Linked DNA regions of Homo sapiens: region 1 is linked to region 2. The links are chromatin loops, found by intact Hi-C in ENCODE. Cell type or tissue: CD14-positive monocyte. All regions are shown on one strand. Links, peaks and the distances in the headings refer to the core of each region. The heading gives the core; the rest is flanking DNA. Region 1 has its middle 160 kb from the start of CWH43. Region 2 has its middle 120 kb from the start of CWH43.

Region 1 (12,940 bases), core at 2,261-10,260, 44 kb after region 2:
CCATTCCATTCCATACCCTTCGGGTTGATTCCTTTCCAATCCATTCCATTCTATACCATTCCACTTCATTCCGTTCCATTCCTTTCGGGTTGATTCTGTTCCATTCCATGCCCTTTTATTCCATTCCATTCCATTCCATACCATTCCACCAAAGTTGATTGCATGTTATTCCATTCCATTCCATTCCATTCCATTCCTTTCCACTCGGGTTGATTCCACTCCATTCAATTCCGTTCCGTTCCGTTCCTTTCCGTTCCATTCCATTGCGTTTCATTCCATTGCATTCCACTAGGGTTGATTCCATTCCTTTCCATTCCATTCCATTCCATTCCATACCCTTCGGTTTGATTCCTTTCCATTCCATTCCATTCCATACCATTCCACTCCATTCCGCTCCATTCCATTCGGTTTAATTCCGTTCCATTCCATGCCCTTTTATTCCATTCCATTCCATTCCATTCCATACCATTCCACCAAAGTTGATTGCATGTTCCATTCCATTCCATTCCATTCCATTCCATTCCATTCCATTCCATTCCATTCCATTCCATTCAATTCCATTCCATTCCATTCCATTCCTTTCCACTCGGGTTGTTTCCATTCCATTCAATTCCATTCCGTTCCGTTCCGTTCCGTTCCAGTCCATTCCATTTCATTCCATTGCATTCCACTCGGGTTGATTCCATTCCTTTCCATTCCATTCCATTCCATATCATTCCACTCCATTCCGCTCCATTCTATTCGGGTTGATTCCGTTCTATTCCATCCCCCTTTATTCCATTCCATTCCATTCTATTCCATTCCATTCCATACCATTCCACCAAAGTTGATTGCATGTTATTCCATTCCATTCCATTCCATTCCATTCCATTCCATTCCATTCCATTCCATTCAATTCCATTCCATTCCATTCCTTTCCACTCGGGTTGATTCCATTCCATTCCATTCTGTTCCGTTCCGTTCCGTTACATTCCATTCCATTTCATTCCATTGCATTCCACTCGGGTTGATTTCATTCCATTCCATTCCATTCCATTCCATTCCATTCCATTCCATTCCATACCCTTCGCGTTGATTCCTTTCCATTCCATTCCATTCCATACCATTCCACTCCATTCCATTCCATTCCATTCGGGTTGATTCCATTCCATTCCGGTCCGTTCCGTTCCATTCCATACCATTCCACTAGGGTTGTTTCCATGCCATTCCATTCCATTGCATTCCATTCCATTCCATTCCACTCGTGTTGATTCCATTCCATTCCATTCCATTCCATTCCATTCCACTCCATTCCATTACATTCCATTCTACTCTGGTTAATTCCGTTCCATTCCCTTCCAATCCATTCCATTCCATTCCATTCCATTCCATTCCATTCCATTCCATTCCATTCCATTCCATTGGGGTCCATTCCATTTCATTCCATTCTGTTCCGTTCCGTTCCATTCCATTCCATTCCATTCCATTCCATTCCATTCCATTGCATTCCATACCATTCCATTCCATTCTATTCCATTCCATTCCATTCCATTCCACTCGAGTTGATTCCATTCCATTCCATTCCATTCCGTTCTGTTGCATTCCATTCCGTTCCATTCCATTCCATTCCATTCCACTCGAGTTGATTCCATTCCATTCCATTCCATTCCGTTCCGTTGCATTCCATTCCGTTCCATTGCTTTACATTCCATTCCATTCCATTCCATTCCATTCCATTCCATTCCATTCCATTCCAACCTTCTAATCGGGTTGATTCTAATCCATTCCATTTCCATTCCATTCGAGGTTGATTCCATTCCATTCCGGTCCGTTCCGTTCCATTCCATACCATTCCACTAGGGTTGTTTCCATGCCATTCCATTCCATTGCATTCCATTCCATTCCATTCCACTCGTGTTGATTCCATTCCATTCCATTCCATTCCATTCCATTCCACTCCATTCCATTACATTCCATTCTACTCTGGTTAATTCCGTTCCATTCCCTTCCAATCCATTCCATTCCATTCCATTCCATTCCATTCCATTCCATTCCATTCCATTCCATTCCATTCCAACCTTCTAATCGGGTTGATTCTAATCCATTCCATTACATTCAAGTCTTTCCATTCCATGCCATTCCTCTTGTGTTGTTTCCATTCCATTGAATTCCATTCCATTCCATTCCATTCCATTCCATTCCATTCCATTCCATTCCATTCCATTCCACTCGGGTTGTTTCCATTCCATTTCATTAGTTTCCATTCCATTCCATTCCATTCCATTTTATTCCATTCCATTTCATTCCATTACATTCCATTCTATACCATTCCACTCGGGTTGATTCTATACCATTCTATTCCATTCCATTCTATACCATTCCACTCGGGTTGATTCCATACCATTCTATTCCATTCCATTCCATTAAATTCCATTCCATTCCATTCCACTCGTGTAGATTCCATTCCATTCCATTCCATTACGTTCCGTTCCGTTCCATTCCATTCCATTCCATTCCATTCCATTCCATTCCATTCCATTCCATTAAATTCCATTCCATTCCATTCCATTCCTCTCGGGTCGATTCCATTCCATTCCATTCCATTCCATTCCATTAGTTTCTAATCGGGTTGATTCCAATCCATTCCATTATATTCAAATCCTTTCCATTCCATGCCATTCCACTCGGGTTGTTTCCATTTTGTTGTATTCCATTCCATTCCATTCCATTCCATTCCATTCCATTCCATTGTATTCCATTCCACTCGGGTTGTTTCCATTCCGTTTCATTAGTTTCCATTCCATTCCATTCCTTTCCATTCCATTCCACTCATGGTGATTCCATTCCTTTCCATTCCAATTCATTCCATTCCAGTTGATACCATTGCATTGCATTGTTTTCATTCCATTCCATTCCATTCCATTCCTCTTGGTTTGATTCATTTCCATTCCATTCCATTCCATTCCTCTCGGGTTGATTCCATTCCATTCCATGCCCTTTTATTCCATTCCATTCCATTCCATTCCATTCCATTCCATTCCATTCCATACCATTCCATTCCATTCCATTCCATTCCATACCATTCCACCAAGTTGATTGCATGCTATCCCATTCCATTCCATTCCATTCCATTCCATTTCATTCCATTCCATTCCGTTCCTTTCCACTTGGGTTGATTACATTCCATTCCATTCAATTCCGTTCCGTTCTGTTCCATTTTGTTCCATTCCATTCCATTCCATTTCCTTCCATTGCATTCCACTGGGGTTGATTCCATTCCATTCCATTCCATTCCATTCCATTCCATTCCATTCCATTCCATACCCTTCGGGTTGATTCCTTTCCATTCCATTCCATTGCATACCATTCCACTCCATTCCGTTCCATTCCATTCGGGTTGATTCTGTTCCATTCCATGCTTTTATTCCATTCCAATCCATTCCATACCATTCCACCAAAGTTGATTGCATGTTATTCCATTCTATTCCATTCCATTCCATTCCATTCCATTCCATTCCATTCCATTCCATTCCATTCCATTCTATTCCATTCCATTCCTTTCCTTTCCAGTCGGTTTGATTCCATTCCATTCAATTCCATTCCGTTCCGTTCCATTCCTTTCCGTTCCATTCCATTGCGTTTCATTCCATTGCATTCCACTCGGGTTGATTCCATTTCTTTCCATTCCATTCCATTCCATTCAATTCCATAGCCTTCAGGTTGATTCCTTTCCATTCCATTCCATTCCATACCATTCCACTCCATTCCGCTCCAATCCATTCGGGTTGATTCCGTTCTGTTCCATGTCCTTTTATTCCATTCCCTTCCATTCCATTCCATTCCATTCCATACCATTCCACCAAAGTTGATTGCATGTTATTCCATTCTATTCCATTCCATTCGATTCAATTCCATTCCATTCCATTCCATTCCATCCCTTTCCGCTCGGGTTGTTTCCATGCCATTCAATTCCATTCCGTTCCGTTCCGTTCCATTCCATTCCATTCCATTCCATTCCATACCCTTCGGGTTGATTCCTTTCCATTCCATTCCATTCCATCCCATTCCACTCCATTCCGTTCTATTCCATTTAGGTTGATTCCATTTCTTTCCATTCCGTTCCATTGCATTCCATACCTTTCCACTAGGGTTGATCCCATACCATTCCATTCCATTGCATTCCATTCCATTCCATTCCATTCCACTCGGGTTGATTCCATTCCATTCCATTCCAATCCATTCCATTCCATTCCATTCGGGTTGATTCCATTCCATTCCTTTCCATTCCATTCCATTCCATTCCATTCCATTCCATTCCATTCCATTCCATTCGAGTTGATTCCATTCTATTCCATTCCATTCCATTCCATTGGGGTTGATTCCATTCCATTCCATTCCATTCCATTCCATTCCATTCCATTCCATTCGACTCGGGTTGATTCCAATCCATTCCATTCCAATCCATTCCATTCCATTCCATTCCATTCCATTCCATTCCATTCCATTCCATTCTGGTTGATTCCATTCCGTTGAATTTCTTTCCATTCCAATCCATTCCATACCATTCGATTCCATTCCATTCCATTCCATTCCATTCTATTCCACTCGAGTTAATTCCATTCCTTTGAATTCCATTGCTTTCCATTCCATTCCATTCCTTTCCACTCAGGTTGATTCCATTCCATTCCATTCCAATGCATTCCATTCCAGTTGATACCATTGCATTGCATTGTTTCCATTCCGTTCCATTCCATTCCATTACATTACATTACATTCCACTCGGTTTTATTCATTTCCGTTCCATTCAATTCCATTCCATTCCATTCCATTCCATTCCATTCCTCTTGGGTTGATTCCATTCCAATCCATGCCCCTTTATTCCATTCCATTCCATTCCATTCCATTCCATTCCATTCCATACCATTCCACCAAAGTTGACTGCATGCTATTCCATTCCATTCCATTCTATTCCATTCCATTCCATTCCATTCCATTCCATTCCATTCCATTCCTTTCCACTCGGGTTGATTACATTCCATTCAATTCCGTTCCATTCCGTTCCGTTCCGTTCCATTCCATTCCATTCCATTTTATTCCATTGCATTCCACTCAGGTTGATTCCATTCCATTCCATTCCATTCCATTCCATTCCATTCCATAACCTTCGGATTGATTCCTTTCCATTCCGTTCCATTCCATAGATTCCACTCCATTCCGTTCCATTTCATTCGAGTTGATTCTGTTCCATTCCATGCCCTTTTATTCCATTCCATTCCATTCCATTCCATTGCGTTCCATTCCATTCCTTACCATTCCACCAAAGTTGATTGCATGTTATTCCATTCCATTCCATTCCATTCCATTCCTTTCCACTCGTTTTGATTCCATTCCATTCAATTCCGTTCCGTTCCGTTCCGTTCGTTTCCATTCCATTCCATTTCATTCCATTGCATTCCACTCGGGTTGATTCCATTCCTTTCAATTCCATTCCATTCCATTCCATTCAATTCCATACCCTTTGGTTTGATTCCTTTCCATTCCATTACATTCCATATCATTCCACTCCATTCCGCTCCATTCCATTCGGGTTGATTCCGTTCCATTCCATGCCCTTTTATTCCATTCCATTCCATTCTATTCCATTCCATTCCATACCATTCCACCAAAGTTGATTGTATGTTATTCCATTCCATTCCATTCCATTCCATTCCATTCCATTCAATTCCATTCCATTCCATTCAATTCCATTCCATTCCATTCCTTTCCACTCGGGTTGTTTCCATTCCATTCAATTCCGTTCCATTCCATTCCGTTCCATTCCATTCCATTCCGTTTCATTCCATTGCATTCCACTCGGGTTGATTTCATTCCATTCCATTCCATTCCATTCCATTCCATTCCATTCCCTTCGGTTTGATTCCTTTCCATTCCATTCCATTCCATACCATTCCACTCCATTCCTTTCCATTCCATTCGGGTTGATTCCCTTCCATTCCGTTCCGTTCCATTCCATTCCACACCATTCCACTAGGGTTGATTCCATGCCATTCCATTCCATTGCATTCCATTCCATTCCATTCCACTCGCGTTGATTCCATTCCATTCCATTCCAATCCATTCCATTCCACTCCTTTCCATTCCTTTCCATTCGGGTTGATTCCATTCCATTCCGTTCCATTCCATTCCATTCCATACCATTCCACTAGGGTTGATACCATGCCATTCCATTCCATTCCATTCCATTCCATTCCACTCGGGTTGATTACATTCCATTCCATTCCAATCCATTCCATTCCATTCCATTCCATTCCATTCCATTCCATTCCATTCCATTCCATTCCATTCCATTCCACTCGGGTTGATTCCATTCCATTCCATTCCATTCCATTCCATTCCATTCCATTCCATTCCATTCCATTCCACTCCATTCCGTTACATTCCATTCTACTCTGTTTAATTCCGTTCCATTCCATTCCAATCCATTCCATTCCATTCCATTCCATTCCATTCCATTCCATTGGGGTCCATTCCATTCCATTCCATTCCATTCCATTCCATTCCGTTCCGTTCCGTTCCATTCCATTCAAATCCATTCCATTGCATTCCATACCATTCCATTCCATTCTATTCCATTCCATTCCATTCCATTGCACTCGAGTTGATTCCATTCCATTCCATTCCATTCCGTTCCGTTCCATTCCATTCCGTTCCATTCTATTCCATTCCATTCCATTCCATTCCATTAAATTCCATTCCATTCCATTGCATTCCATTACTTTCTAATCGGGTTGATTCTAATCCATTCCATTACATTCAAGTCTTTCCATTCCATGCCATTCCTCTTTGGTTGTTTCCATTACGTTGAATTCCATTCCATTCCATTCCATTCCATTCCATTCCATTCCATTCCATTCCATTCCATTGCATTCCATTCCACTCGGGTCGTTTCCATTCCATTTCATTAGTTTCCATTCCATTCCATTCCATTCCATTTCACTCAAGTTGATTCCGTTCCATTCCATTGTATTCCATTCCAGTTGATTCCATTGCATTCCATTCCTTTCCATTCCTATCTATTCCATTACATTCCCTTACACTTGGGTTGATTCCATTCCATTTCAATCCATTCCATTCCATTCCCTTCCGTTCCATTCCATAGCATTCCACTAAATTTGATTCCATACCATTCCATTGCATTTCATTCCTTTCCTTTCCATTCCAATCCATTCCATTCCATTCCATTTAAATCCTTTCCATTCCTTTCCATTTCATTCCATTCCATTCCTTTCCTCTCGGGTTGATTCCATTCCATTCCTTTCCATTCTGTTCCATTCCATTCCGTTCCATTCCATTCCATTCCATTCCATTCCATTCCATTCCATTCCATTGCATTCCACTCGGGGTGATTCCATTCCATTCCATTCCATTCCATTCCATTCCATTCCATTCCATTCCATTCCATTCCATTTCATTCCATTCCATTGCATTCCATTTGGGTTCATACCTTTCCATTCCATTCCATTGCATTCCATTTGGGTTCATACCTTTCCATTCCATTCCATTCCATACCATTCCATTCCATTCCATTCCATTCCATTCAGGTTGACTCCATTCCATTCCGTTCCATTCCATTACATTCCATTCCATTCCGTTGCATTCCACTCCATTCCTATTCATTACATTCCACTCGGGTTGAATCCATTCCATTCCATTCCAATGCATTCCATTTTTTTCAGTTCCACTCGGATTCAATCAATTCCATTCCATTCCATTCCGTTCTGTTCCATTCCATTCCATTCCATTCCATTCCATTCCATTCCATTCTATTGCATTTCATTCCATTCCATTCTACTCAGGTTGATTCCATTCCATTCCATTCCATTCCATTCCATTCCATTCCATTCCATTCCACTCGGGTTGATTCAATTCCGTTCCTTTCCATTCCATTCCATTCTATTCCTTTCCACTCAGGGTGATTCCATTCCATTCCATTCCAATGCATTCCATTCCAGTTGATACCATTGCATTGCATTGTTTCCATTCCATTCCATTCCATTCCATTCAATTCCATTCTACTCGGTTTGATTCATTTCCATTCCATTCCATTCCATTCCTCTCGGGTTGATTCCATTCCATTCCATGCCCTTTTATTCCATTCCATTCCATTCCATTCCATTCCATTCCATTCCATTCCATTCCATTCCATACTATTCCACCAAAGTTGACTGCATGCTATTCCATTCCATTCCATTCCGTTCCATTCCATTTCATTCCGTTCCTTTCCACTTGGGTTGATTCAATTCCATTCAATTCCGTTCCGTTCCGTTCCGTTCCATTCCATTCCATTCCATTCCATTTCCTTCCATTGCATTCCACTGGGGTTGATTCCATTCCTTTCCATTCCTTTCCATTCCATTCCATTCCATTCCATTCCATACCCTTCGGGTTGATTCCTTTCCATTCCATTCCATTCCATACCATTCCCGTCCATTCTGTTCCATTCCATTCGGGTTGATTCTGTTCCATTCCATGCCTTTTTATTCCATTCCATTCCATTCCATATCATTCCACCAAAGTTGATTGAATGTTATTCCATTCCATTCCATACCATTCCACCAAAGTTGATTGCATGTTATTCCATTCCATTCCATTCCATTCCACCCATTCCATTCCTTTCCACTCGGGTTGATTCCATTCCATTCAATTCCGTTCCGTTCTGTTCCATTCCTTTCCGTTCCATTCCATTCCGTTTCATTCCATTGCATTCCACTCGGGTTGATTCCATTACTTTCCATTCCATTCCACTACATTCAATTCCATACCCTTCGGGTTGATTCCTTTCCATTCCATTCCATTCCATTCCATTCCATACCATTCCACTCCATTCCGCTCCATTCCATTCGGGTTGATTCCGTTCCATTCCATGCCCTTTTATTCCATTCCATTCCATTCCGTTCCATTCCACTCCATTCCATTCCATACCATTCCACCAAATTTGATTGCATGTTATTCCATTCCATTCCATTCCATTCCATTCCATTCCATTCCATTCCATTCCACTCGGTTTGATTCTTTTCCATTCCATTCCATTCCATTCCTCTCGGGTTGATTCCATTCCATTCCATGCCCTTTTATTCCATTCCATTCCATTTCATTCCATTCCATTCCATTCCATACCATTCCACCAAAGTTGACTGCATGCTATTCCATTCCATTCCATTCCATTCCATTCCATTCCATTCCATTCCATTCCATTCCATTCCGTTCCTTTCCACTTGGGTTGATTCCATTCTATTCAATTCCGTTCCGTTCCGTTCCATTCCATTCCATTCCATTCCATTCCATTTCCTTCCATTGCATTCCACTGGGGTTGATTCCATTCCCTTCCATTCCATTCCATTCCATTCCATTCCATTCCATTCCATACCCTTCGGGTTGATTCCTTTCCATTCCATTCCATTCCATACCATTCCACTCCATTCTGTTCCATTCCATTCAGGTTGATTCTGTTCCATTCCATACCCTTTTATTCCATTCCATTCCATTCCATACCATTCCACCAAGTTGATTGCATGTTATTCCATTCCATTCCATCCATTCCATTCCTTTCCACTCGGGTTGATTCCATTCCATTCAATTATGTTCCGTTCCGTTCCTTTCCGTTCCATTCCATTCCGTTTCATTCCGTTGCATTCCACTCGGGTTGATTCCATTACTTTCCATTCCATTCCATTCCATTCAATTCCATACCCTTCGGGTTGATTCCTTTCCATTCCATTCCATTCCATACGATTCCACTCCATTCCACTCCATTCCATTCGGGTTGATTCCGTTCCATTCCATGCCATTTTATTCCATTCCATTCCATTCCGTTCCATTCCACTCCATTCCATTCCATTCCATACCATTCCACCAAAGTTGATTGCATGTTATTCCATTCCATTCCATTCCATTCCATTCCATTCCATTCCATTCCATTCAATTCAATTCCATTCCTTTCCATTCCATTCCTTTCCACTCGGGTTGTTTCCATTCCATTCAATTCCGTTCCGTTCCATTCCGTTCCGTTCCATTCCATTCCATTCATTCCATTGCATTCCACTCGGGTTGATTCCATTCCATTGCATTCCATTCCATTCCATTGCATTCCATTCCATTCCATTCCATTCCATTCCATACCCTTCGGGTTGATTCCTTTCTATTCCATTCCATTCCATACCATTCCACTCCATTCCGTTCTATTCCATTCGGGTTGATTCCATTCCATTCCGTTCCGTTCCATTTCATTCCATACCATTCCACTATGGTTGATCCCATACCATTCCATTCCATTGCATTCCATTCCATTCCATTCCACTCGGGTTGATTCCATTCCATTCCATTCCAATCCGTTCCATTCCATTCCATTCCATTCCTTTCCATTTGATTCCATTCCATTCAATTCCATTCCATTCCATTCGGGTTGATTCCATTCCATTCCTTTCCATTCCATTCCATTCCATTCCATTCCATTCCATTCCATTCCACTCCAATTGATTCCATTCCATTCCATTCCATTCCATTCCATTCCATTCCATTCATTCCATTCCAGTTGATTCCATTCGATTCCATTCCATTCCATTCCATTCCATTCCATTCCATTCCATTCCATTCCATTCCATTCCATTCGACTCGGGTTGATTCCAATCCATTCCATTCCAATCCATTCCATGCCATTCCATTCCATTCCATTCCATTCTGGTTGATTCCATTCCGTAGAATTTCTTTCCATTCCAATCCATTCCATTCCGTTCCATTCCATTCCATTCCATTCTATTCCACTCGAGTTAATTCCATTCCTTTGAATTCCATTGCTTTCCATTCCATTCCATTCCATTCCTTTTCATTCTATTACACTCGGTTGTTTCCATTCCATTCATTTCTTTTCCATTCCATTCCATTCCTTTCCATTCCAGTCATGTTGATTCCATTCATTCCATTCCCTTACATTACGTTCCATTCCATTCCAGTTGATTCCATTGCATTCCATTCCATTCCATTCCATTCTACTCCTTTCCATTCCACTCTGGTTGATTCCATTCCATTCCATTCCATTCCATTCCACTCCATTCCGTTCCACTCGGGTTGATTCCATTCCATTCCATTCCATTCCATTCCATTGCATTCCATTCCATTTCACTCGGGTTGATGCCATTCTATTCCAATCTATTTTATTCCTTTCCATTCCATTCCATTCCATTCCATACCATTCCACTCGGGTGGATTCCATAACATTCCATTCTATTCCATTGCATTCCTTTCCATTCCATTCCACTTGTGTTGATTCCATTCCATTCCATTCCATTCCATTCCATTCCATTCCATTCCATTCCATTCCATTCCATTCCATTCGGGTTGATTCCATTCCATTCCATTCCATTTCATTCCATTCCATTCCATTCCATTACACTCCATTCCATTCCATTCCACTCCATTCCATTCCATTCCATTCCATTCCACTCCATTCCATTCCATTCCATTCCACCCAGATTGATTCCATTCTATTCCATTCCATTCCGTTCCATTCCATTCCAGTTGATTCCAATGCCTTCCATTCCATTCCATTCCACTGCATTCCATTCCACTCCATTCCACTCGGGTTGATTCCATTCCATTCCATTCCATTCCGTTCCACTCGGGTTGATTCCATTCCATTCCTTTCCATTGCATTTCACTCGGGTTGATTCCATTCCATTCCGTTCCATTTTATTCCATTCCATTCCATTCCATACCTTTCCATTCCACACGGGTTAATTCCATTCCATTCCATTCCATTGCATTCCATTCCATTCCATTCCATTCCATTCAATTGCATTCCATTCCATTCCATTCCATTCCATTCGGGTTGATCCCTTTCCATTCCATTCCATCCCATTCCATTCCACTCCATTCCATTCCTTTCAATTCATTTACATTCCATTCCACTCCATTCCATTCCATTGAATTCCTTTCCGTACCACTCCATTCTATTCCATTCTATTCCACTCGGGTTTATTCCATTCCATTCCAATCCATTCCATTCCATTGCATTCCACTCGTGTTCATTCCATTCCATTCCATTCTATCCCGTTCCTTTCCATTCTATTCCATTCCATTCCATTCCCTTACACTGGTGTTCATTCCATTCCGTTCCGTTCCATTCCATTCTATTCATTTCCATTCCTTTCCATTGCACTCCACTCGGGTTGATTCCATTCCTTTCCATTCTATTCCATTCCATTCATTTAAATTCCATTCCATTCCATTCCATTCCAGTTCATTCCATTCCTTTCCATTCCATTCCATTCCCTTCCATTCCATTCCATTCCCTTCCATTCCATTCCATTCAATTCCATTCCGTTGCATTGGAATCGGGTTGATTCCAATCCATTCCATTACATTCCAGTCTTTTCCATTCCATTCCATTCCACTCTGTTTGTTTCCATTACGTTGAATTGCATTCCGTTCCATTCCATTCCATTCCATTGAAATTCATTGCATTCCATTCCACTTGGTTTGTTTCCTTTCCATTCCATTAGTTTCCAATAAATTCCCTTGTATTCATTCCATTCCATTCCATTCCATTCCACTCATGTTGATTCTGTTCCATTCCATTCCATTCCATTCCATTCCATTCCATTCCATTCCATTCCATTCCATTCTAGTTGATTCCATTGCATTCCGTGCTGTTCCATTCCATTCCACTCCATTCGAATCCATTCCACTTGGGTTGATTCCATTCCATTACATTACATTCAATTCAATTCCATTCAATTCCATTCCATTGCATTCCACTCGGGTTGATTCCATTCCATTCCATTGCATTCCATTCCATTCCATTTCCTTTCATTCCAGTTGATTCCATTCCATTCCATTCCATTCCATTCCATTCCATTCCATTCCATTCCATTCCATTCTGTTCCACTAGGGTTGATTTCATTCG
Region 2 (12,940 bases), core at 2,082-10,081:
TTCCATTCCAGTCCATTCCATTCCACTCGGGTTGATTCCATTCCATTCCATTCCATTCCATTCCATTCCATTCCATTCCATTCATTCCTTTCCATTCCATTCCATTCCATTCGGTTGATTCCATTCCATTCCTTTCCATTCCATTTCATTCCATTCCTTTCCATTCCATTCCACTCGGGTTGATTCCGTTGCATTCCATTCCTTTCCATTGCACTTGGGTTGATTCCATTCCATTCCGTTTCATTCCATTCCATTCCATTCCATTCCATGCATTTCCCTTACACTCGGGTTGATTCCATAGCATTCCATTGTATTCCATTCCATTCCATTCCATTCCATCCCATTCGGGTTGATTCCATTCCATTCCATTCCATTGCATTCGATTCCATTCCATTCTGCTCCATTCCATTCGGGTTGATTACATTCCATTAAATTCCACTGCATTCCATTCCATTACATTCCACTCCATTCCATTACATTCCACTCCATACATTCCATTCCTTTCCACCCGGATTGATTCCATTCCATTCCATTCCATTCTATGCTATTCCATTCCAGCTGATTCCATTGGATTCCATTCCGTTCCATTCCATTCCACTCCTTTCCATTCCATTCCATTGCATTCGACTCGGGTTGATTCTGCTCCATTCCATTGCATTACATTCCATTTCATTCCATTCGGGTTGATTCCTTTCCATTCCATTCCGTTCCAGTCGGGTTAATTCCATTCCGTTCCTTTCCATTCCATTCCATTCCATTCCATTCCATTTCATTCTATTCCGTTCCATTACATTCGTGTTGATTCCATTCCATTCCATTCCACTCCTTTCCATTCCATTCCATTCCACTGCTTTCCAATCCATGACATTCAACTGGGTTGAATCCCTTGCATTCCACTCCATTCCATTCCACTCCAGTGAATTCCTCTCGGATTCAATCTATTCCATTCCATTCCTTTCCGTTCTGTTCCATTCCATTCCATTGCACTCCATACCATTCCATTCCACTCGGGATAATTCCATTCCATTCCATTCCATTCCATTCCATTCCATTCCATTCCATTCCTTTCCATTCCATTCCGTTCCATTCCATTCGGGTTGATTTTATTCTATTAAATTCCACTGCATTCCATTCCATTCCATTCCACTCCTTTCCATTCCATTCCACTCCATACATTCCGTTCCATTCCACCGGGATTGATTCCATACCATTCCATTCCATTCTATGCTATTCCATTCCAGTTGATTCCGTTGGATTCCATTACGTTCCATTCCATTCCATTCCATTCCTTTCCATTCCATTCCATTCCATTCCACTCCATACTATTCCATTCCATTGCATTCGACTCAGGTTAATTCCGCTCCATTCCATTGCATTACATTACATTTCATTCCACTCGGGTTGATTCCTTTCCATTCCATTCCGTCCCACTCAGGTTTATTCCATTCCGTTCCTTTCCATTTCATTCCATTCCATTCCATTCCATTCCATTCCATTCCATTCCATTCCGTTCCATTCCATTCCGTTCCATTCTATTCGTTTTTATTTCATTCTATTTCCATTCCACAGCATTCCATTCCATTCCATTCAATTCCATTCCATTCCACTCAATTTCATTACATTCCATTCCACTCGAGTTGATTCTATTCCATTCCATTCCATTCCTTTCCATTTCATTCCATGCCAGTTGATTGCATTCCTTTCCATTCCATTCCTTTCCATTCCATTCCATTCCATTCTACTCGGGTTGATTCCATTCCATTCCATTTCATTCCATTCGATTTCATTCCACTGGTGTTTATTCCATTCCACTCCATTCCATTCCATTCCATTCGGGTTTATTCCATTTCATTCCATTCCATTCCATTCCATTGCATTCCATTCCTTTCCATTCTATTCCATTCCATTCCATTCCATTTGTGTCGATTCCATTCCATTCCATTCCATTCCATTCCACTGCATTCCAATCCATTACATTGCACTCAGGTTGAATCCTTTCCATTCCATTCCAATGCATTCCCTTTCATTCAATTCCACTCGGATTCAATCAATTCCATTCTATTCCATTCCGTTCTGTTCCACTCCATTCCATTGCATTCCATACCATTCCATTCCACTCGGGTTGATTCCATTGAATTCCATCCCATTCCATTCCATTCCATTCTATTGCATTCCATTCCATTCCATTCCATTCCACTCGTGTTGATTCCCTTCCATTCCATTCCATTCCATTCCACTTGTGTTGATTCCATTCCGTTCCTTTCGATTGCATTCCATTCCATTGCATTCCATTCCATTCCATTCCATTCCGTTCCATTCCATTCGTGTTGATGCCATTCCAATCCATACCATTCCATTCCATTCCATTCCGTTCCATTCCTTTCGTGTTGATTCCATTCCATTCCATTCCACTCCATTCCAATCCATTACATTCCACTCGGGTTGTATCCATTCCTTTCCATTCCAATCCATTCCATTCCTTTCCAATCCATTCCATTCCATTCAATTCCACATGGATTCATTCTATTCTTTCCATTCCATTCCGTTCTGTTCCATTCCAGTCCATTCCATTAGATACCATTCCATTCCACTCGGGGTGATTCCATTCAATTCCATTAAATTCCGTTCAATTCCATTGCATTCCATTCCATTCCATTCCACTCGGGTGGATTCCATTCCATTCCACTCCATTCCATTCCATTCCATTCCATTCCATTCCATTCCACTCGGGTTGATTCCAGTCCGTTCCTTTCCATTTCATTCCATTCCATTCCATTCCATTCCATTCCATTCCATTCCATTCCATTCCAATCCATTCCATTCCACTCCACTCCGGTTGATTCCATTCCATTCTATTCCATTCCATTCCATTCCATTCCATTCCATTCCATTCCATTCCATTCCATTCCATTCCACTCGGGTTGATTCCATTCCATTCCATTCCATTTTATTCCATTCCATTCCGTTCCATTCCATTCCATTCCATTCCATACCATTCCACTCGGGTTGATTCCATAGCATTCCATTCCATTCCACTCGGGTTGATTCCATTCCATTCCATTCCATTCCACTCCATTCCATTCCATTCCTTTCCACTCCTTTCGATTCCATTCCATTCCATTCCACTTGGGTTGATTCCTTCCATTCCATTCCACTCCACTCGGGTTGATTCCATTCCATTCCATTCCATTCCATTCCATTCCATTCCATTCCATTGCATTCCATTCCATTCCACTCGTGTTGATTCCCTTCCATTCCATTCCATTCCATTCCACTCCATTCCACTTGGGTTGATTCCATTCCGTTCCTTTCCATTTCATTCCATACCATTCCATTCCATTCCATACCATTCCATTCCATTCCATTCCGTTCCATTCCATTTGTGTTGATTCCATTCCAGTCCATTCCACTCCATTCCAATCCGTTACATTCCACTCGGGTTGAATCCATTCCTTTCCATTCCAATCCATTCCAGTCCTTTCCAATCCATTCCATTCCATTCAATTCGACTTGGATTCAATCATCTATTTTTTCCTTTCCATTCCGTTCTGTTCCATTCCAGTCCATTGCATTAGATACCATTCCATTCCACTCGGGATGATTCCATTCAATTCCATTATATTCCGTTCAATTCCATTGCATTCCATTCCATTCCATTCCACTCGGGTTGATTCCATTCCGTTCCTTTCCATTTCATTCCATTCCATTCCATTCCATTCCATTCCATTCCATTCCATTCTGTTCCATTCCATTCCGTTCCATTCTATTCGTTTTTATTTCATTCTATTTCCATTCCACAGCATTCCATTCCATTCCATTCAATTCCATTCCATTCCACTCAATTCCATTACATTCCATTCCACTCGAGTTGATTCTATTCCATTCCATTCCATTCCATTCCATTCCATTCCATTCCATTCCATTCCATTCGGGTTCATTCCATTCCATTCCATTCCATTCCATTCCATTCCATTTCATTCCATTCCGTTCCATTCCATTCGTGTTGATTCCATTCCATTCCATTCCACTCCTTTCCAATCCATGACATTCAACTGGGTTGAATTCCTTGCATTCCATTCCAGTCCATTCCACTCCAGTCAATTCCTCTCGGATTCAATCTATTCCATTCCATTCCTTTCCGTTCTGTTCCATTCCATTCCCTTGCATTCCATACCATTCCATTCCACTTCGGATGATTCCATTCCGTTCCATTCCATTCCATTCCATTCCTTTCCATTCCGTTCCATTCCATTCCGTTCCATTCCATTCGGGTTGATTCCATTCCATTCCATTCCATTCCATTCCATTCCATTCCATTCCCTTACACTCAGGTTGATTCCGCTCCATTCCATTGCATTACATTCCATTTCATTCCACTCGGGTTGATTCCTTTCTATTCCATTCAATTCCACTCGGGTGAATTGCAATCTGTTCCTTTCCATTTTACTCCATTCCATTCCATTCCATTCCACTCCTTTCCATTCCATTCCATTCCACTCCTTTCCAATCCATGACATTCAACTGGGTTGAATCCTTTGCATTCCATTCCAATCCATTCCACTCCAGTCAATTCCTCTCAGATTCAATCTATTCCATTCCATTCCTTTCCGTTCTGTTCCATTCCATTCCATTGCATTCCATACCATTCCATTCCACTCGGGATGATTCCATTCCATTCCGTTCCATTGCATTCCATTCCATTCCATTCCATTCCATTCCATTCCATTCCGTTCCACTCAGGTTGATTCTGCTCCATTCCATTGCATTACATTCCATTTCATTCCACTCGGGTTGATTCCTTTCCATTCCATTCAATTCCACTCGAGTTAATTCCATTCTGTTCCTTTCCATTTCACTCCATTCCATTCCATTCCATTCCATTCCATTCCATTCCATTCCGTTCCGTTCCATTCTATTCGTGTTTATTTCATTCCATTCCATTCCATTCCACAGCATTCCATTCCATTCCGTTCCATTCTATTCATGTTGTTTCCTTTCCATTCCATTCCATTGCATTGCATTCCTTTCCTTTCCATTCCATTCCATTCCATTCTATTCGTGTTTATTTCATTCCAATTCTTTCCATTCCACAGCATTCCATTCCATTCCGTTCCGTTCCATTCCATTCGTGTTGTTTCTATTCCACTCCATTCCATTCCATTCCATTCCATTCCGTTCCATTCCATTCGTGTTGATTCCATTCCATTCCATTCCACTGCTTTCCATTCCACTCCGTTCCACTCCTTTCCAATCCATGACATTCAACTGGATTGAATCCCTTGCATTCCATTCCAATCCATTCCACTACAGTCAATTCCTCTCGGATTCAATCTATTCCATTCCATTCCTTTCGGTTCTGTTCCATTCCATTCCATTCCATTCAATTCCATTCCATTCCATTCCTTTCCATTCCATTCCGTTCCATTCCATTCGGGTTGATTCCATTTCATTTTATTCCATTGCATTCCTTTCCATTCCATTCCATTCGGGTTCATTCCATTCCATTCCATTCTATTCCATTCCATTGCATTCCATTCCGTTCCTTTCCATTCCATTCCATTCCATTGCATTCCATTCCATTCTATTCCATTCCAGTACATTCCATTCCACTCGGGTTGATTCCATACCATTCCATTCTATTCCATTCATTCCTTTCCATTCCATTACATTCCATTCGGGTTGATTCCATTCCATTCCTTTCCATTCCATTTCATTCCATTCCTTTCCCTTCCATTCCACTCGGGTTGATTCCGTTGCATTCCATTCCATTCCATTGCACTTGGGTTGATTCCATTCCATTCCATTCCATTCCATTCCATTCCATGCATTTCCCTTACACTCGGGTTGATTCCATAGCATTCCATTGCATTCCATTACATTCCATTTCATTCCATCCCATTCGGGTTGATCATTCCATTCCATTCCATTCCATTCCATTCCATTCCATTCCATTCCTTTCCATTCCATTCGGGTTGATTCCATTCCATTAAATTCAACTGCATTCCATTCCATTCCATTCCACTGCATTCCATTCCATTCCACTCCATACATTCCATTCCATTCCACCCGGATTGATTCCATTCCATTCCATTCCATTCTATGCTATTCCATTCCAGTTGATTCCATTGGATTCCATTCAGTTACATTCCATTCCATTCCATTCCATTCCATTCCGTTCCATTCCATTCCACTCCTTTCCATTTCATTCCATTGCATTCGACTCAGGTTGATTCCGCTCCATTGCATTGCATTACATTCCATTTCATTCCACTCGGATTGATTCCTTTCCATTTCATTCCGTTCCACTCGGGTTAATTGCATTCCGTTCCTTTCCATTTCATTCCATTCCATTCCATTCCATTCCATTCCATTCCATTCCATTCCATTCCGTTCCATTCTATTCGTGTTTATTTCATTCCATTCCATTCGATTCCACAGCATTCCATTCCATTCCATTCCGTTCCATTCCATTTGTCTTGTTTCCATTCCATTCCATTCCATTCCATTCCATTCCATTCCATTCCATTCCATTCCATTCCATTCCGTTCCATTCCATTCGTGTTGATACCATTCCATTCCATTCCACTCCTTTCCAATCCATGACATTCAACTGGGTTGAATCCCTTGCATTCCATTCCAATCCATTCCACTCCAGTCAATTCCTCTCGGATTCAATCTATTCCATTCCATTCCTTTCCGTTCTGTTCCATTCCATTCCATTGCATTCCATACCATTCCATTCCACTCGGGATAATTCCATTCCATTCCATTCCATTCCATTCCATTCCATTCCATTCCATTCCATTCCATTCCTTTCCATTCCATTCCGTTCCATTCCATTCGGGTTGATTCTATTCTATTAAATTCCACTGCATTCCATTCCATTCCATTCCACTCCTTTCCATTCCATTCCACTCCATACATTCCGTTCCATTCCACCGGGATTGATTCCATACCATTCCATTCCATTCTATGCTATTCAATTCCAGTTGATTCCGTTGGATTCCATTACGTTCCATTCCATTCCATTCCATTCCTTTCCATTCCATTCCATTCCATTCCACTCCATACTATTCCATTCCATTGCATTCGACTCAGGTTGATTCCACTCCATTCCATTGCATTACATTACATTTCATTCCACTCGGGTTGATTCCTTTCCATTCCATTCCGTCCCACTCAGGTTTATTCCATTCCGTTCCTTTCCATTTCATTCCATTCCATTCCATTCCATTCCATTCCATTCCATTACATTCCATTCCGTTCCATTCCATTCCGTTCCATTCTATTCGTTTTTATTTCATTCTATTTCCATTCCACAGCATTCCATTCCATTCCATTCAATTCCATTCCATTCCACTCAATTTCATTACATTCCATTCCACTCGAGTTGATTCTATTCCATTCCATTCCATTCCATTCCATTCCATTCCATATCATTCCATGCCAGTTGATTGCATTCCTTTCCATTCCATTCCTTTCCATTCCATTCCATTCCATTCTACTCGGGTTGATTCCATTCCATTCCATTTCATTCCATTCGATTTCATTCCACTGGTGTTTATTCCATTCCACTCCATTCCATTCCATTCCATTCGGGTTTATTCCATTTCATTCCATTCCATTCCATTCCTTTCCATTCTATTCCATTCCATTCCATTCCATTTGTGTCGATTCCATTCCATTCCATTCCATTCCATTCCATTCCATTCCATTCCACTGCATTCCAATCCATTACATTGCACTCGGGTTGAATCCTTTCCATTCCATTCCAATGCATTCCCTTCCATTCAATTCCACTCGGATTCAATCAATTCCATTCTATTCCATTCCGTTCTGTTCCACTCCATTCCATTGCATTCTATACCATTCCATTCCACTCGGGTTGATTCCATTGAATTCCATCCTATTCCATTCCATTCCATTCTATTGCATTCCATTCCATTCCATTCCACTCGTGTTGATTCCCTTCCATTCCATTCCATTCCATTCCATTCCATTCCATTCCATTCCACTTGGGTTGATTCCATTCCGTTCCTTTCGATTGCATTCCATTCCATTGCATTCCATTCCATTCCATTCCATTCCATTCCGTTCCATTCCATTCGTGTTGATGCCATTCCAATCCATACCATTCCATTCCATTCCATTCCATTCCATTCCGTTCCATTCCTTTCGTGTTGATTCCATTCCATTCCATTCCATTCCATTCCACTCCATTCCAATCCATTACATTCCACTCGGGTTGAATCCATTCCTTTCCATTCCAATCCATTCCATTCCTTTCAATCCATTCCATTCCATTCAATTCCATATGGATTCAATCTATTCTTTACATTCCATTCCGTTCTGTTCCATTCCAGTCCATTGCATTAGATACCATTCCATTCCACTCGGGGTGATTCCATTCAATTCCATTATATTCCGTTCAATTCCATTGCATTCCATTCCATTCCATTCCACTCGGGTGGATTCCACTCCATTCCATTCCATTCCATTCCATTCCATTCCATTTCATTCCATTCCCCTCGGGTTGATTCCAGTCCGTTCCTTTCCATTTCATTCCATTCCATTCCACTCCATTCCATTCCATTCCATTCCATTCCATTCCATTCCATTCCATTCCAATCCATTCCATTCCACTCCACTCCGGTTGATTCCATTCCATTCCATTCCATTCCATTCCGTTCCGTTCCGTTCCGTTCCATTCCATTCCATTCCATACCATTCCACTCGGGTTGATTCCATACCATTCCATTCCATTCCACTCGGGTTGATTCCATTCCATTCCATTCCATTCCATTCCATTCCATTCCATTCCATTCGTGTTGATTCCATTGCATTCCATTCCATTCCACTCCATTCCATTCCATTTCATTCCATTCCAGTTGATTCCATTCCTTTCCATTCCATTCCTTTCCATTCCATTCCATTCCATTCTACTCGGTTTGATTCCATTCCATTCCATTTCATTCCATTCGATTTCATTCCACTGGTGTTTATTCCATTCCACTCCATTCCATTCCATTCCATTCCATTCGGGTTTATTCCATTTCATTCCATTCCATTCCATTCCATTGCATTCCATTCCTTTCCATTCTATTCCATTCCATTCCATTCCATTTGTGTTGATTCCATTCCATTCCATTCCACTGCATTCCAACCCATTACATTGCACTCGGGTTGAATCCTTTCCATTCCATTCCAATGCATTCCCTTTCATTCAATTCCACTCGGATTCAATCAATTCCATTCTATTCCATTCCGTTCTGTTCCACTCCATTCCATTGCATTCCATACCATTCCATTCCACTCGGGTTGATTCCATTGAATTCCATCCCATTCCATTCCATTCCATTCTATTGCATTCCATTCCATTCCATTCCATTCCACTCGTGTTGATTCCCTTCCATTCCATTCCATTCCATTCCACTTGTGTTGATTCCATTCCGTTCCTTTCGATTGCATTCCATTCCATTGCATTCCATTCCATTCCATTCCATTCCGTTCCATTCCATTCGTGTTGATGCCATTCCAATCCATACCATTCCATTCCATTCCATTCCGTTCCATTCCTTTCGTGTTGATTCCATTCCATTCCATTCCACTCCATTCCAATCCATTACATTCCACTCGGGTTGTATCCATTCCTTTCCATTCCAATCCATTCCATTCCTTTCCAATCCATTCCATTCCATTCAATTCCACATGGATTCATTCTATTCTTTCCATTCCATTCCGTTCTGTTCCATTCCAGTCCATTCCATTAGATACCATTCCATTCCACTCGGGGTGATTCCATTCAATTCCATTAAATTCCGTTCAATTCCATTGCATTCCATTCCATTCCATTCCACTCGGGTGGATTCCATTCCATTCCATTCCATTCCATTCCATTCCATTCCATTCCATTCCATTCCATTCCACTCGGGTTGATTCCAGTCCGTTCCTTTCCATTTCATTCTATTCCATTCCATTCCATTCCATTCCAATCCATTCCATTCCACTCCACTCCGGTTGATTCCATTCCATTCTATTCCATTCCATTCCATTCCATTCCATTCCATTCCATTCCATTCCATTCCACTCGGGTTGATTCCATTCCATTCCATTCCATTCCATTCCACTCCATTCCATTCCATTCCTTTCAACTCCTTTCCATTCCATTCCATTCCATTCCACTTGGGTTGATTCCTTCCATTCCATTCCACTCCACTCGGGTTGATTCCATTCCATTCCATTCCATTCCATTCCATTCCATTGCGTTCCATTCCATTCCATTGCATTCCATTCCATTCCATTCCACTCGTGTTGATTCCCTTCCATTCCATTCCATTCCATTCCACTTGGGTTGATTCCATTCCGTTCCTTTCCATTTCATTCCATACCATTCCATTCCATTCCATTCCATTCCATTCCATTCCGTTCCATTCCATTTGTGTTGATTCCATTCCAGTCCATTCCACTCCATTCCAATCCATTACATTCCACTCGGGTTGAATCCATTCCTTTCCATTCCAATCCATTCCAGTCCTTTCCAATCCATTCCATTCCATTCAATTCGACTTGGATTCAATCATCTATTTTTTCCATTCCATTCCGTTCTGTTCCATTCCAGTCCATTGCATTAGATACCATTCCATTCCACTCGGGATGATTTCATTCAATTCCATTATATTCCATTCAATTCCATTGCATTCCATTCCATTCCATTCCACTCGGGTTGATTCCATTCCGTTCCTTTCCATTTCATTCCATTCCATTCCATTCCGTTCCATTCCATTCCATTCCATTCCATTCCATTCCACTCCATTAAATTCCACTCCACTCCGGTTGATTCCATTCCATTTCATTCCATTCCATTTCACTCGAGTTGATTCCATTCCATTCCATTCCATTTTATTCCATTCCATTCCATGAAATTCCATTCCATTCCACTCCACTCAGGTTGATTCCTTTCCATTCCATTTCATTCCATTCCTTTCCATTCCATTCCATTCCACTCCACTCCACTCCATTCCATTCCATTCCACTCGGGTTGATTCCATTCCATTCCATTCCAATCCATTCCATTCCATTCCATTCCATTCCATTCCATTCCATTCCATTCCATTCGGGTTCATTCCATTCCATTCCATTCCATTCCATTCCATTCCATTCCACTCGTGTTGTTTCCATTCCATTCCTTTCAATTTCATTCTATTCCATTCCATTCCATTCCATTCCATTCTATTCCATTCCACTCGGGTTGATTCCATACCATTCTATTCCATTCCATTCCATTCAATTCCGTTCCATTCCATTCCATTCCATTCCATTAAATTCCACTTGGGTAGATTCCATTCCATTCCATTCCATTCCATTCCATTCCATTCCATTCCATTCCTTTAGTTTCTAATCGGGTTGATTCCAATCCATTCCATTATATTCAAGTCCTTTCCATTCCCTGCCATTCCACTCGGGTTGTTTCCATTTTGTTGTATTCCATTCCATTCCATTCCATTGCATTGCATTCCACTCTGGTTGTTTCCATTCCATTCCATTAGTTTCCATTCCATTCCATTCCTTTCCTTTCCATTCCATTCCATTCCATTCCTTTCCACTCAGGGTGATTCAATTCCGTTCCATTCCAATGCATTCCATTCCAGTTGATAACATAGCATTGTATTCTTTCCATTCCATTCCTTTCCATTCCATTACATTACATTCCACTCGGTTTGATTCATCTCCATTCCATTCCATTCCATTCCATTCCATTCCATTCCATTCCATACCATTCCACCAAAGTTGATTGCATGCTATTCCATTCCATTCCATTCCATTCCATTCCATTCCATTCCATTCCATTCCATTCCACTTGGGTTGATTCCATTCCATTCAATTCCGTTCCGTTCCGTTCCGTTCCGTTCCATTCCATTCCATTCTGTTCCATTCCATTTCATTCCATTGCATTCCACTCAGGTTGATTCCATTCCATTCCATTCCATACCCTTCGGGTTGATTCCTTCCCATTCCATTCCATTCCATACCATTCCACTCCATTCCGTTCCATTCCATTCGGGTTGATTCTGTTCCATTCCATTCCCTTTTATTCCATTCCATTCCATTCCTTTCCATTCCATTCCATACCATTCCACCAAAGTTGATTGCATGTTATTCCGTTCCATTCCTTTCCATTCCATTCCATACCATTCCACCAAAGTTGATTGTATGTTATTCCATTCCATTCCATTCCATTCCATTCCATTCCATTCCATTCCACTCGGATTGATTCCATTCCATTCAATTCCGTTCCGTTCCGTTCCATTCCATTCCATTCCATTTCATTCCATTGCATTAAACTCGGGTTGATTCCATTCCATTCCTTTTCATTCCATTCCGTTCCATTCCATTACATTCCATACCCTTCAGTTTGATTCCTTTCCATTCCATTCCATTCCATTCTATTCCATTCCATTCCATTCCATACCATTCCACCAAAGTTGATTGCATGTTATTCCATTCAATTCCATTCCATTCCTTTCCACTCGGGTTGATTCCATTCCATTCAATTCCGTTCCGTTCTGTTCCATTCCATTCCATTGCATTAGATACCATTCCATTCCACTCGGGATGATTCCATTCAATTCCATTATATTCCGTTCAATTCCATTGCATTCCATTCCATTCCATTTCACTCGGGTGGATTGCATTCCATTCCATTCCATTCCATTCCATTCCACTCGGGTTGATTCCATTCCGTTCCTTTCCATTTCATTCCATTCCATTCCATTCCATTCCATTCCATTCCATTCCATTCCATTCCACTCCATTAAATTCCACTCCACTCCGGTTGATTCCATTCCATTTCATTCCATTCAATTTCACTCGAGTTGATTCCATTCCATTCCATTCCATTTTATTCCATTCCATTCCATGAAATTCCATTCCATTCCACTCC

Evidence for each region. Peaks named below come from ENCODE experiments on the same cell type or tissue, not always from the same donor. Only the 100,000 strongest peaks of a DNase experiment are listed, where the experiment ranks them.
Region 1: a loop joins it to region 2, with 5 times the contacts of the local background. A loop is called at or near these places in 9 of 110 quality-filtered maps.

The regions. Positions count from the first base shown.
Region 1 is chr4:49,143,131-49,156,070 of GRCh38, forward strand. No RefSeq gene overlaps it. Among named protein-coding and RNA genes, the nearest start is that of CWH43, 160 kb to the left of the region's middle. RefSeq lists enhancers at 1,973-2,810, 2,811-3,647, 3,648-4,485, 4,486-5,323, 5,324-6,161 and 11 more. In CD14-positive monocyte, for the core only: no CTCF peak of the experiment used is centred there; a DNase peak (open chromatin) is centred at 6,641; H3K4me3 peaks cover 2,352 bases.
Region 2 is chr4:49,099,662-49,112,601 of GRCh38, forward strand. No RefSeq gene overlaps it. Among named protein-coding and RNA genes, the nearest start is that of CWH43, 120 kb to the left of the region's middle. RefSeq lists enhancers at 1,417-2,194, 2,195-2,972, 2,973-3,750, 3,751-4,530, 4,531-5,308 and 12 more. In CD14-positive monocyte, for the core only: no CTCF peak of the experiment used is centred there; no DNase peak of the experiment used is centred there; H3K4me3 peaks cover 924 bases.